Regions from separate parts of the Homo sapiens genome. Here region 2 is linked to region 1. Evidence: read pairs that join two places in POLR2A ChIA-PET (ENCODE). Cell type or tissue: Panc1. All regions are shown on one strand. Links, peaks and the distances in the headings refer to the core of each region. The heading gives the core; the rest is flanking DNA.

Evidence for each region. ChIA-PET counts read pairs that join two places held together with the same protein. Peaks named below come from ENCODE experiments on the same cell type or tissue, not always from the same donor. Only the 100,000 strongest peaks of a DNase experiment are listed, where the experiment ranks them.
Region 2: POLR2A ChIA-PET joins it to region 1 with 9 read pairs; 3 of 35 experiments call an interaction of 5 or more read pairs at or near these places.

The regions. Positions count from the first base shown.
Region 1 is chr10:43,377,679-43,383,889 of GRCh38, forward strand. No RefSeq gene overlaps it. Among named protein-coding and RNA genes, the nearest start is that of FXYD4, 9.1 kb to the left of the region's middle. RefSeq lists a silencer at 3,123-3,172. In Panc1, for the core only: no CTCF peak of the experiment used is centred there; a DNase peak (open chromatin) is centred at 3,216; H3K27ac peaks cover 1,853 bases.
Region 2 is chr10:44,298,439-44,304,649 of GRCh38, forward strand. All of the region lies in intron 1 of LOC124902544 (a long non-coding RNA gene), which reads right to left. Among named protein-coding and RNA genes, the nearest start is that of LINC02881, 8.8 kb to the left of the region's middle. RefSeq lists an enhancer at 2,272-3,471. In Panc1, for the core only: no CTCF peak of the experiment used is centred there; a DNase peak (open chromatin) is centred at 2,792.

The DNA of each region.
Region 1 (6,211 bases), core at 1,124-5,123:
TCGTTGGCACGGGAAGACGCTGGTGTGAGAGACTGCTTTTGAGAACATGAAAAGTGCGGTAAGAAAGCCAAGTCTGGAGTGGCAGACCCAGGGGAAGCCACACAAAGGTGACCGGAAGCAGTGCATGCTTTCTGACTGAGGAACCCAGGGCCACGCAGTCACGACTATCAGGAGCTCTGCTGTTTGAAATCCTAGCAAACCCTGTCCTTGCATGGTGGCCCCATGACCCTGACAAGAGATGCAGCCTCAACTTCCAACCCCAGTGCCCCACTGGGGAGCAGAGGTTTCTGGACGTGACAGCCACCCACCTCCACCTTCACATGTATCCTGGGGCCACGTCGTGGTGGAGACCTGCCGCTCTTCTTTCAAGCTCTCATGCTGCTTCATTTAAACTTCTCCTGGACAGGTGTCACAGTTCCCCCAAGTCCTATAAGTGACCACTTATGTAGGAGGCCCCACCACACGAGTCCCTAGGTGTGACTGTCCAGTGACAGGCTTATCTCTCTGATGTGGAGGGTGACGGCTCTCGCTCATGGAACCTGGGAAAATCATGGTGGGAGGAGTCAGAAACTGATGGGAGGCCAGGTCTGGATGACAGTGGAGGATGGAGTCAGTGTTAGCCCCAGATGGACAAGGCCAGGCCCTGGAGTTGGGACCCTGGTTCCCAGGGGAAACGAGCTCTCCTCTCTCCCTTCTGGGAGTGAGGAATGGGCTGACTAGGGCATGACAGAGGCTCTCCAGGCTTCCCTTTGTGGGATTACTGGCTGTGCGTCAGAGACCCCTTCCTGGGGCCTGTTTCAGAGCTGGTGGGTGATTTCCCCTTGTCATCCTCTCCTAGTTGAGGGGCTGTGGGGAGAGGTAGGGGGGACCAGAGAAAGCAAAGTGTCATTTCCACTCAATTGGGGATTTACTGAGTGACAGACACCACTGTAAACACTTCACACATGTCAAATTTTCCTAGCAACCTATGTGATGCGGATGACATTAGGGTTAGGGTTAGGTTAGAGGAGAGGAGGCACCCAGAGGTTCTCATGGGCTAACGAATTCCACAGCCAGCCTCCAACCCTGGTGTCCTGCTCCTGAGCCCTGTTTCCAAAGGACTGGGGCCTGTTGCCTTCCCGATGTTTATCATTGTCAAAGACAGAGCCCAGGGACTGTGCTGCTGGGTGACTATACATCCTTCCTCACTTTTTTATTTTAAAAATCTTTTATTTTTCAGGGCTGGGTTCAGTGGCTCACGCCTGTAATCCCAGCACTTTGGGAGGCCGAGGTGGGAGGATCATTTTGAGGTCCAGAGTTCAGGAGCAGCCTGGCCAACATGGTGAAACCCTGTCACTACTAAAAATACAAAAATTGGCCGGGTGCAGTGGCTCATGCCTGTAATCCTAGCTACTCAGGAGGCTAAGGTGGGAGGATCACTTGAACCCAGGATGTGGAGGTTGCAGTGAGCCGAGATCGCACCACTGCACTCCAGCCTGGGTGACAGACCGAGACTCTGTCTCCAAAAAAAAAAAAAAAGAAAGAAAGAAAACAAACATCACAGAGACATTTACTCACAAAGTAAACCAACTTCTAACCTAGCACCCCAAAATAATCAAGTTTAAAAGTTTGCAAAAAAAAAAAAATTGTTCTCTAGTCTTTCAGATCATCTTTTCCCTCTTGTACCTGGGAGTTGGCCTTGTGAGTTTGGAATCAGAACTCAGGCTATTGCCAGGCACAGTGGCTCAAGCCTGTAATCCAAGCACTTTGGGAGGCTGAGGCGGGCAGATCACCTGAGGTCGGGACCAGCCTGACCAACATGGTGAAACCCCGTGTCTAGTAAAAATAGAAAATTAGCTGGGCGTGGTGGCACATGTCTGTAATCCCAGCTACTCAGGAGGCTGAGGCAGGAGAATTGCTTGAATCCGGGAGGCGGAGGTTGCAATGAGCTGAGATCGTGCCATTGCACTCCAGCCTGGCAACAGAGTGAGACTCGGTCTCAAAAAAAAAAAAAAAAAGGTATTGTTTCAGAACCCAAAGGTGAGGACTAGAGAAAGGACTTATTATTCTGATTTAAAATAATACTTTTTTTTTTTTTTTTTTTTGAGACAAAGTCTGGCTCTGTCGCCCAGGCTGGGGTGCAGTGATGCAATCTCATCTCACTGCAACCTCTGCTTCAGCCTCCCAAGTAGCTGGAACTACAGGCACATGCCACCACACCCGGCTATATTTTTTGTAGAGATGAAGTCTCGTCATGTTGCCCAGGCTAGTCTCAAACTCCTGAGCTTAAGCCTCCCAAAGTGCTAGGAATACAGGCGTGAGCCATGGCACCCAGCTCTCTTTTTTTAATTTCTGTATTTTTTTTATTTTCTTCTTTTTTTTCTTAAAACTGGGTCTCACTCTCTCACCCAGGCTGGAGTGCAGTAGCATGATTACAGCTCATGGCAGCCTCAACCTCCCAGGCTAAAGCAATCTTCCCACTTCAGCCTCCAGATTAGGTAGGACCACAGGCGCGTGTCACTATGCCCAGCAAATTTTTTCTTTTGAGATGGAGTTTCGCTCTTGTTGCCCAGGCTGGAGTGCAATGGCATGATCTCGGCTCACCACAACCTCTGCCCCCTGGGTTCAAGTGATTCTCCTACCTCAGCCTCCTGATTAGCTGGGATTACAGGCATGTGCCACCATGCCTGGCTAATTTTGTTTTTTTTTTTTAGTAGAGACGGGGTTTTTCCATGTTGGTCAGGCTGGTCTCGAACTCCCAGCCTCAGGTGATCCACCCACCTCAGCCTCCCAAAGTGCTGGGATTACAGGCAAGAGCCACTGCACCTGGCCCAGCTAATTTTTTTTATGTAGAGATGGGCTCTCACTGTGTTGCCTAGGCTGGTCTGGAACTCCTGCGTTCAAGCAATCCTCCCACCTCAGCCTCCCAAAATGCTGGGACTACAGGCGTGAGCCACAGCACCTGGCCTGCATCTTTTTTCTCAACTAAAACAAAACAAACTAAAACAAAACTAAAACAACTAAAACAAAACAAACTAAAACAAAACAAACTAAAACAACTAAAACAAAACAAACTAAAACAAAACAAAACAAAAAAACCTTACATTTAAGATAATTGTAGATTCACATGCAATTGTAAAAAATAATGGGGAGAGATAAGCCAGTTTCCCCCAGTGGCAACTTCTTGCATAGCTATAGTACACTATATCACAGCAGAATATTGAAACTGCTAGAAGCATTGGCCTTACTGAGATTTCACCAGTGTTACATCACTCATTTGTGTGTGTATGTACGTTTAGTTCTGTGCAACTTTATCACCTGTGATGCCTGTGACCACCACAGTCAAGATCTGGACCAGTTCATTACCAGGATCCCTCATGCTCCTCTTTTATAGCCAAACCCATTTCCCTCCCTACTTAGGCCCCCTAGGCCTAACCTCTGGCAACCACTAAACTGTCCTCTATCTCTATAGTTTTGTTATTTCGAGAATGTTAGGACCGGGCACGGTGGCTCACACCTGTAATCCCAAAACTTTGGGAAGCCGAGGCAGGTGGATCATCTAAGGTTAGGGGTTCGAGACCAGCCTGACCAACATGGTGAAACCCTGTCTCTACTAAAAATACAAAATTAGCCAGGTGTGATGGCAGGCGCCTATAATCCCAGCTACTCGGGAGGCTGAAGCAGATGAATCACTTAAACCCAAGAGGAAGAGGTGCACTGCATTCCAACCTGGGCAATAGAGTGAGACTCCGTCTCAAAAAAAAGAAAAAAAAAGTGTTAGGCTGGGTGTGGTGGTGCATGCCTGTAGTCCCAGCTACTTAGGATGAGGCAGTTGGATCACTTGAGAGTTTGAGGCTGCAGTGAGCCGTGATCGCGATCATGCCACTGCACTCGAGCCTGGGTGACAGAGCAAGGCCCAGTCTCAAAAAAAAAAAAAAAAAAAAAAAGAGAGAGCTATCATCTCACCACTGCTCTTTAGCTCTTTAGCATGGGCAACAGAGTAAGATTCCTTTTTTTTTTTTTTTTTTTTTTAGAGACGGAGTCTCGCTCTGTCACCAGGCTGGAGTGCAGTGGCATGATCTCGGCTCACTGCACCCTCCGCCTCCTGGGTTCAAGAATTCTCCTGCCTCAGCCTCCTGAGTAGCTAGGACTACAGGCGTGTGCCCCCACGCCCAGCTAATTTTTGTAATTTTAGTAGAGATGGGATTTCACCATGTTGGCCAGGATGGTCTGGAACTCCTGACCTCAGGTGATCCGCCCGCCTCGTCCTCCCAAAGTGCTGAGATTATAGGTGTGAACCACCGCGCCCAGCCCAATTCTTTTAAAAAAACAAAAACTGATAATAAAACTGAGATGCCTTGAGACTTGATGCATCTGTCAGCACCCAAATCATGAGGGTGGTCTTAGTGCAGGTGACTTATCTCCCATACTGCTAAGTACTTGGGGGCAGCTTCTTGAAAGGTAACTAGGCTGGGCATGGTGGCTCATGCCTGTAATCTCAGCACTTTGGGAGGCTGAGGTGGGCAGATAGCCTGAGGTCAGGAGTTTGAGACCAGCCTGGCCAACATGGTGAAACCCTGTCTCTACTAAAAATATGAAAATTAGCCAGGTGTGGTGGTGGGTGCCTGTAATCCCAGCTACTTGGGAGGCGGAGACAGAAGAATCGCTTGAACCTGGGAGACGGAGATTACGGTGAGCTGAGATCGCGCCACTGCACTCCAGCCTGGGCAACAGAACGAGACTCCGTCTCAAAAAAAAAAAAAGAAAGAAAAAGAAAAGAAAGGTAACTAGCCCTCTCCTGCAGAAAACGTGGCCTTGATTCAGAACACTCAGAGTTTCAGGGTTTGGCCTGAGTGTTTACTGAGACTTATCAGAGGTGCCACATGAAATCATTTAGGAACACAGGTACCTCTTTGATGGGGCCTATGCTGTCATTTGTAGCAGATGGCAGAGGAGCTGGTGGAGTCCTTGCATCCTTCTGGTCACCTGATAATTAGCAGGAGTAGTATTTCCTTTTTTTTTTTGAGACAGGGTCTCACTGTCATCCAGGCTGAGGTGCAGTGGTGCAATCTTGGCTCACTGCAACCTCCGCCACCTGGGCTCAAGCGATCCTCCCACCTCAGCCTCCCAAGTAGCTGGCCTACAGGTGTGAGCCACCATGCCCGAGTAATTTTTGTATTTTTTGTAGAGTCGAGTGTCTTGCCATGTTGCCCAAGCTGCTCAAACTCCTCAGCTTGGCCGGGCACACTGGCTCACACCTGTAATCCCAGCACTTTGGGAGGCCGAGGTGGGTGGATCACCTGAGGTCCAGAGTTCAAGACCACCCTGGCCAACATGGTAAAACCCCATCTCTACTAAAAATACAAAAATTATCTGGGCGTGGTGACACCCACCTGTAATCCCAGCTACTCAGGAAGCTGAGGCAGAATCGCTTGAACTGGGGAGGTGGAGGTTGCAATGAGCCGAGATCGCACCACCGCACTCTAGCCTGGGTGAGTGAGACTCCGTCTTTAAAAAAAAACAAAAAAAAACAACTCCTCAGCTCAAGCAGTCCACCTGCCTCAGCCTCCCAAAGTGCTGGCATTACAGGTGTGAGCCACTGCGCCAGGCCTCAGGGTATTTTCAAGGGTCAAAGCAGCTTTCTCCAAAATCCAAAAACTACTACCCAAAATTATGCCTCTTTCAACACCCGGCATTTTTAGTGACTCAAGGGATGAAAATTCTTATCAGGCCCTTACTTGCTTACACATTAACCACTCGCTTTTTGCCCAGTATTCCTTGTTCCCATAATGAAATTATGAACTGCTGAAATACTGTTCCTTGTGAAGGAGGGGATAACTTCAGGGCCATAAAAAAATTTTGCAGAAGTAATGAATGTCTTTAAACACACTGCGACCAGCTGCAGACACCCAGAAGTCTGGTTATTCAAGACACTATGTGAGACTAAAGAAACACAGACTTTTCCCCCCTCGGTTCTCTGAAACTGCCCCTCCCTTAGTCTCTAGCTGTGTAAAAACTCCCCATGCCTGGCATGGTGGCTTATGCCTATAATCCCAGCACTTTGGAAGGCCGAGGCTGTAGTGTACTATGTCGATTGGGTATCTGCAGCAAGTTCGGCCTCGCTATGACCTCCCAGGAGTGGAGGACCACCACGTTGCCTAAGGAGGGGTGAACTGGCCCAGGTTGAAAACGGAGGTCAAAACTTCCATGCTGAGGCTGTGCGCGGTGGCTC
Region 2 (6,211 bases), core at 686-4,685, 920 kb after region 1:
GCAACCAAAATCTGAAGTAATATAAGGAAAAGACTAATAGATGTTAATACATAAAAACTTAAAATGTGCTCTGAAATAAAATAAAAACCTGCCATGTACAAAATTAAGAGATAAGGAAAACTGGGGGGAATAGCGAGCAGGAAGGGAATTGCCAAATACATATAAAAGAATTAAAATTGCTATTACCTAAAAAGATCTTATAAAACTGTTAGGAAAAGGCAAACACACCAACTTTTAGAAGCAGAAAGAGAATACAAACAGGCAATTCAAATAAAACGAAATGCAAATGACCAATAAATTTGTAAAAGCCCCAGTGAGGTATAATTTATAGCCCCAAACCAGCCTAGATTGAGAATGTTAAATGTGCAAAAAGATTATGGACACCCTTGCCCATAAACTGCTGTTGGGGATAGAGTCGCAGCCAACCTCCAGGACAACAGGCAGGAATTGGAAGCAAACACTCCCTCAACTCCACCGTAGGCACTGCAGCCTCAGAACTGGTTCTAAAGAAAGAGTTCCAGGGTGCATAGCTATGCGATCAGGCAGTCCTCACAGTGCTTTCATTTTTAACAAAAAAAAAAAAAGAAATGAAAAATTTTAAATGACCATCAATATAGGTTTAAAGAAAACTCATAACCCTGTTCTATAAAATATTATCCAAAAATTTACATATGACACAAATCCATGTTTATGAACATAGAAATCTATCCATATTGACTACTAAATAAGGAAATCTGGAAAAAGAACAGTATGGATAATATAATTAAAAAGTAGGGTGTGTGGGTCTGTCTGTCTAGAATAAAGCATGACCCCCAATATTACCAATGATTAAATTATGGCCCGAACCTATTGACATAAGGCGGTACTCATTCATGCAATGTCAATTCAGAAGGCAAGTTGGATACAGAATGTAATCTCTAACTACCACCACTGTCAATTTGTCTCTCTATATAATATGGATTTTTAAACTGTAAGAAAAATGACTGAAATAGTAACTGAAATTTTCTCTGGGTAGAGAGATTTAGAAAAATAGTCATTATTTTCACAATCTAAATTTGTGTATATCTCCTCAATTTTCTGTGGAAGGTGTATTAGTTTGCTAGGGCTACCATAACAAAATACCACAGACTGGGGGCTGAAACAATGAAAATTTATTCTCTCACAGTTGTGGAGGCTGGAAGACTGAGCTCAAGGTGCTGGCAGAGTCCTGAGGCCTCTCTCTCTCCTTGGCTTGCAGATGCCCTGTGTCTTCACGTGGTCTTCCCCCTGTGTGTGTCTGTGTCCCCATCTTCTTAGAAGGACATCAGTCAAATTTGATGAGAGCCCACCCTAATGATCTCATTTAACTTATTTACTTCTTTAAAGATCCTATCTCCAAATACAGTCACATTCTGAGGTGCTAGGGGTTAGGGCTTTAACACATGGATTTGTGGGTGGGAAGGCCCAATTCAGCTCATAATAGTTGGCATGTGGTAATTCTATAATCTGAGGAAAATGTTAAAACAAAAGGAGAACAAGAGAGGGAGCAGAGGGTCAGGGCGTGTCCTTGTTGCCACCAGCACACAACCATGCCCCACTGCAGAACCAAGGCTGGGGGTGGTCATAAAGGACAGTCCAGGACAGCACTGTCCCAGAATGAAGAGCACAGGCTGGCTGCCTGGGCCTGCACCGTGGCATGCACCAGGACTTGCTAACACCCTTAGCTACTACTGGCACAATTCTGGTGGTCTGCACCAGGAATGCATGTGCCCAGAGGACTGGCCCACCACCCTTTGAACCTTTTCCCAGAGGAGCCTTGGCACCTGGGAGAGACTTCCTAAAGCATTCTTCATAACAATCTAATGATAGGGACCACACCATCTCTTAGAGATGTGTGCGTTCAGGGTAAAATCTCTCAGGGGATGGCAAAATGTGTTGTTAATCCATCCTCAAAGATGTTTTTCTGTGCCATGCTACACACCTGGGCATTAAAATTACTCACTGAAATGTTCTGGCCACAGGCTTTGCTAATATTGCTGGGTTTTGTTAAAGTCGTTTATCTCTCCTGGAGACATGAATGAGGTCCACCAACTCTGGAGTGGCCACGGGCAGCATCTCTCCTGCAGAGAGGCTGGGATGTTGAGAGGCTATTTTGCAGCCCGGTCTGCATCCCTGCACCCCACTTCCTCCCCGGCAGCTGATGTGCATGTGCCTGACCTGACCCCTAGCTACAAGAAAGGAGTCCAGGGTCCTGCAACTTTCTGGGGTTCCTTGGAGATTCCTGGTGTTGGGTAAAATGAGGGCATTCAGCCCTGCCAGAAGTGAAGAGAGTAAGTGAGGTGGAGACAAGGATGGGCCTGAATGAACACGTCCAGAAGCAGAGTTCTCCAGCCTTCCCACGGTGTTTCCATGGTGCCTGGTATAACAGAAAGCATGGCATTTTAACTGGATGCTGTGAGTCTTGTGTTTGTATCATTCCCCAAGAGACCCTGAGTTTCTTGATGGCAAGGGCCATTAAGGCCCAGCACAGTAGTTTCCTCATCTTTTGAGCTCAAAAAGATGTCCATTGAATGAATGAATACATGCACAACAACATAAAGAAATAAATGGAGGTACTTTTAGATGTAGGCATCACAATGCAAATCAATTATGATTGTTCATATTATTACTACAGCTTACCTCACCAGATAGTCATCTGGCTACTTTTTGCTTGAGCAGAAGATGCCTAATTGCTGGAAACTAAATGACTCAGCATCTCACCAGCCTTAGTGACAGACATGCCCTCAGGCTGCAGCCTTGGCTCTGCTCCCTGGAATTAGATGTGGTCAATGGTTCTGATTCACAGAAGCTGGTTTACCGACTTGTCTGTCTTTCTTGATTTGAGATGTAGCTGACCTCACTGCCCGTCATCACTGGAGTTAAAATCCCTGTGGCCATGGTCTGATCAGTCATGATGGTCATGATGATGCTGGGAATTTGAGTGTGTGGGATCATTTGCATTCTATCATAGAGAAAGCACAGCTGATCGCCACATGACTCACAGCACCTGCTTCTCGCTTCCCTGGACCTAATTAATCTCCTTGTGTCAGAAATTTGTTGGCCCTGAGCCGACTCCAGGGGATGATGGTGCCAGCTCAGCACACCAGGCAGGGCCAGGAGCCAGGAGCCAGCACAGGGTATGCAAGGCCTAGACAGCAAAAGGAGAGAAAGGAGCAGAAAGCTGGGAATGTTCCTAGGCTCTAGGACAGACTAGCAAGTGTCAAAGGATGATTCTTGAGAAAAGAACCATCCCAAGATTTTTTGACAGCTCCAATAAGGAAATAATAAGGTCTGTGCTGAAGGAGGCCATGACAATGGCCTCCTTGATATCTAAGGCAGGATTTCAGGAAAACCTTTGGGGACAGTGAGAAGTAGGGGACACGTTGCTACAGAGGTGCCCAGGGCTCTTGTCTGAAGGCACCATGGACTCTTCTGGATCAGAGCACTCAATGTGTCCATAATGTAGTCATTCAAAAAGTCCTTTTAATACAGCACACAGCAGGACAAGTTATTCGTTGTATGACACATGGCTGCTTGGCATTATTCCAGCTTTCTGTATTACTGTCACCAAATAAATTAAAAATTAAGAAATAGAGATATTTTAGATAATCAAGTGTTATTTTCCCTGCCCCCATCCCCATCTCTTCATTTCTGGAAAAGCCACAGCCCAGGTGCCTCTGTGCTGGGAGGTGAGAGTATTTCTGAAGAGGTGGTAGAAGAGAACTAATGGGATTATCCGCCAGAGTGATCATTTGCAAAGAGTAGCTCATGGTTGCTGGAAAGGTTTCCACTGCCATCACCATTGACCACAGTTATTTGCTCTACTGTGGTGAAATGATTTTAATAAGTTATCTGAAATCGAGTATTATTAAGTTATGCCAGTCGAGGGGCTCTGCCCGGGTGGGCCTTAAAATGGCCCACTTACAGGAGATAGGAAGCTGCATCCCACCAGAATTATGATGTGACCTTAGGCACATTGTTAACCTCAAGTTGTTGAATCTCCTGAGTCTCGTTTCATCATGTGTGAAATGAGAAAACAAGGCAGTTGTCAGGGTTCGAGGAGCTAAGAGATGTAAATCCCTTAGCATGGTGTCTTGTCACATGTGGGGGTGCTCAGTCAGGTCAGCTGCTGTTGTCATCATTACTACCGCTGACATTAAACTGTTAGGCTTTGAACAAAGTAGCAATAGAAAGCATCATGTTCCTAGGTTAAAATTTCCCCTGTTAGGAAGATTAGAGCCAAAAAGAGAGATATCCCATCAAAGAAAAGCCCCAGGAACAGATTGAATCACTGCCGAATTCTACCAGACATTAAAGAATAAATACCGATCTTACTCAAACTCTTCAAAACAAATGGTGAGGAGGGAGTACTTCCAAGCTCATTCTAAGAGGCCAGCATTACTCTGATAACAACACTAGACACGGACACAACAACAACAACAACAAACTTCAGGCCTATATTACTAATGAATATAGATGCAAAAATCCTCAACAAAATCTTAGCTAGCCAAATTCAACAACACATTAAAAAGATCATTCATCATGACCAAATGGGACTCATCCCAGTGATGCAAAGATGGGGCAATGCAAATAAACATACACATGCAACATATGCAAACAAACAAACATAATACATCACATTCACAGAATCAAGAACAAAAACCATATGATTATTCCAACAGATGCTGAAAAAGCATTTGATAAAATTCAATGTCCCTTTATGATAAAAACCCTTATAAAAATGGGTAATCAAGGAACATACCTCAAACTAATAAAGGCCATATATGACAAAGCCACAGCTAACATAATACTGAAGGGGGAAAATTTGAAGGCCTTTCCTGTAAGAACTGAAATAAGACAAGGATGGCTATTTTCACCACTATTATTCAACATAATACTGCAGGTCTTGGTCAGAGCAATTAGGCAAGAGAAAGAAATAAAAGGCATCAAAATTGGAAAAGATGGAGTCAAATTAGTCTTGTTCACAGAAGGCATAATCTTGTACTTAGAAAAACCTAAAAATTCAACCAAAAAACTGTTAAAACTGATAAATGAATTCAACAACATTGCAAGATACAAAATCAATATATTAATACAAACTTGGTAACATTTATATATGCCAGCAGTGAACAATCTGAAAAAGAAATCAAGAAAGGAATCCTGTTTACAATAGCTACAAAAAATATAAAATACCTAAGAATCAATCTAACCAAGGAGGAATCAATCTAACAAAGGAAGTGAAAAATCTCTACAAGGAAAACCATAAAACTCTGATGAAGGAAATAGAAGAGGACACACATGCACGATAGAAAGATATTTAATGCTCATGGATTGGAAGAAATAACATTATTTAAATGACCATACTACCCAAACCAATTTACAGATTCAGTGTAATCCCTGTCAAAACATCAATGATATTCTTCACAGAAACAAAAAAAAATCCTAAAATGTATATAGAACCCAAAAGACCCTGAATAGCTAAAGCAATTGATATGGTTTCGCTCTGTGTCCCCATCCAAATCTCATCTCATATTGTAATCCCCATAATCCCCACGTGTGGGAGGGTGGGACCTCGTAGGAGGTGACTGGATCATGGGGGCCATTTCCCCCATGCTGTTCTCATGATAGTGAGCGAGTTCTCATAGGATCTGATGGTTTTGTGTTTGACAGTTCCTCCCTCTCTCTCTCTCCTCTCTCTCTCTCTTTTGCCTGCCACCATGTAAGACATGCCTGCTTCTCCTTTTGCCATGATTGTAAGTTTCCTGAGGCCTCCCCACCCATGCGGATCTGTGAATCAATTAAACCTCTTTCATTTGTAGATTACCCAGTCTCAGGGAAGCTCTTTACAGCAGCATAAGAACAGACTAACACAGCAATCCTAAGCCAGAACAAGGCTGAGGCATCACATTAGCTGACTTCAAAATCTAGTACAAAGCTCTAGTAACCAAAACAGCATGGTACTGGCATAAAAATAGATACACAGACCAATAGAACCCAGAAATAAATCTACACATTTACAACAAACTCATCTTTGACAAAGACACTAAGATTATACAATGAAGAAAGAACAGTCTTTTCAATAAATGGTGCTGAGAAAACTGGATAACTATGTGCAGAAGAATGAAACGCAATCAAATCAAATCAAATCAATATGAATTAAAGACTTAAATCTAAGACCAGAGACTATGAAACT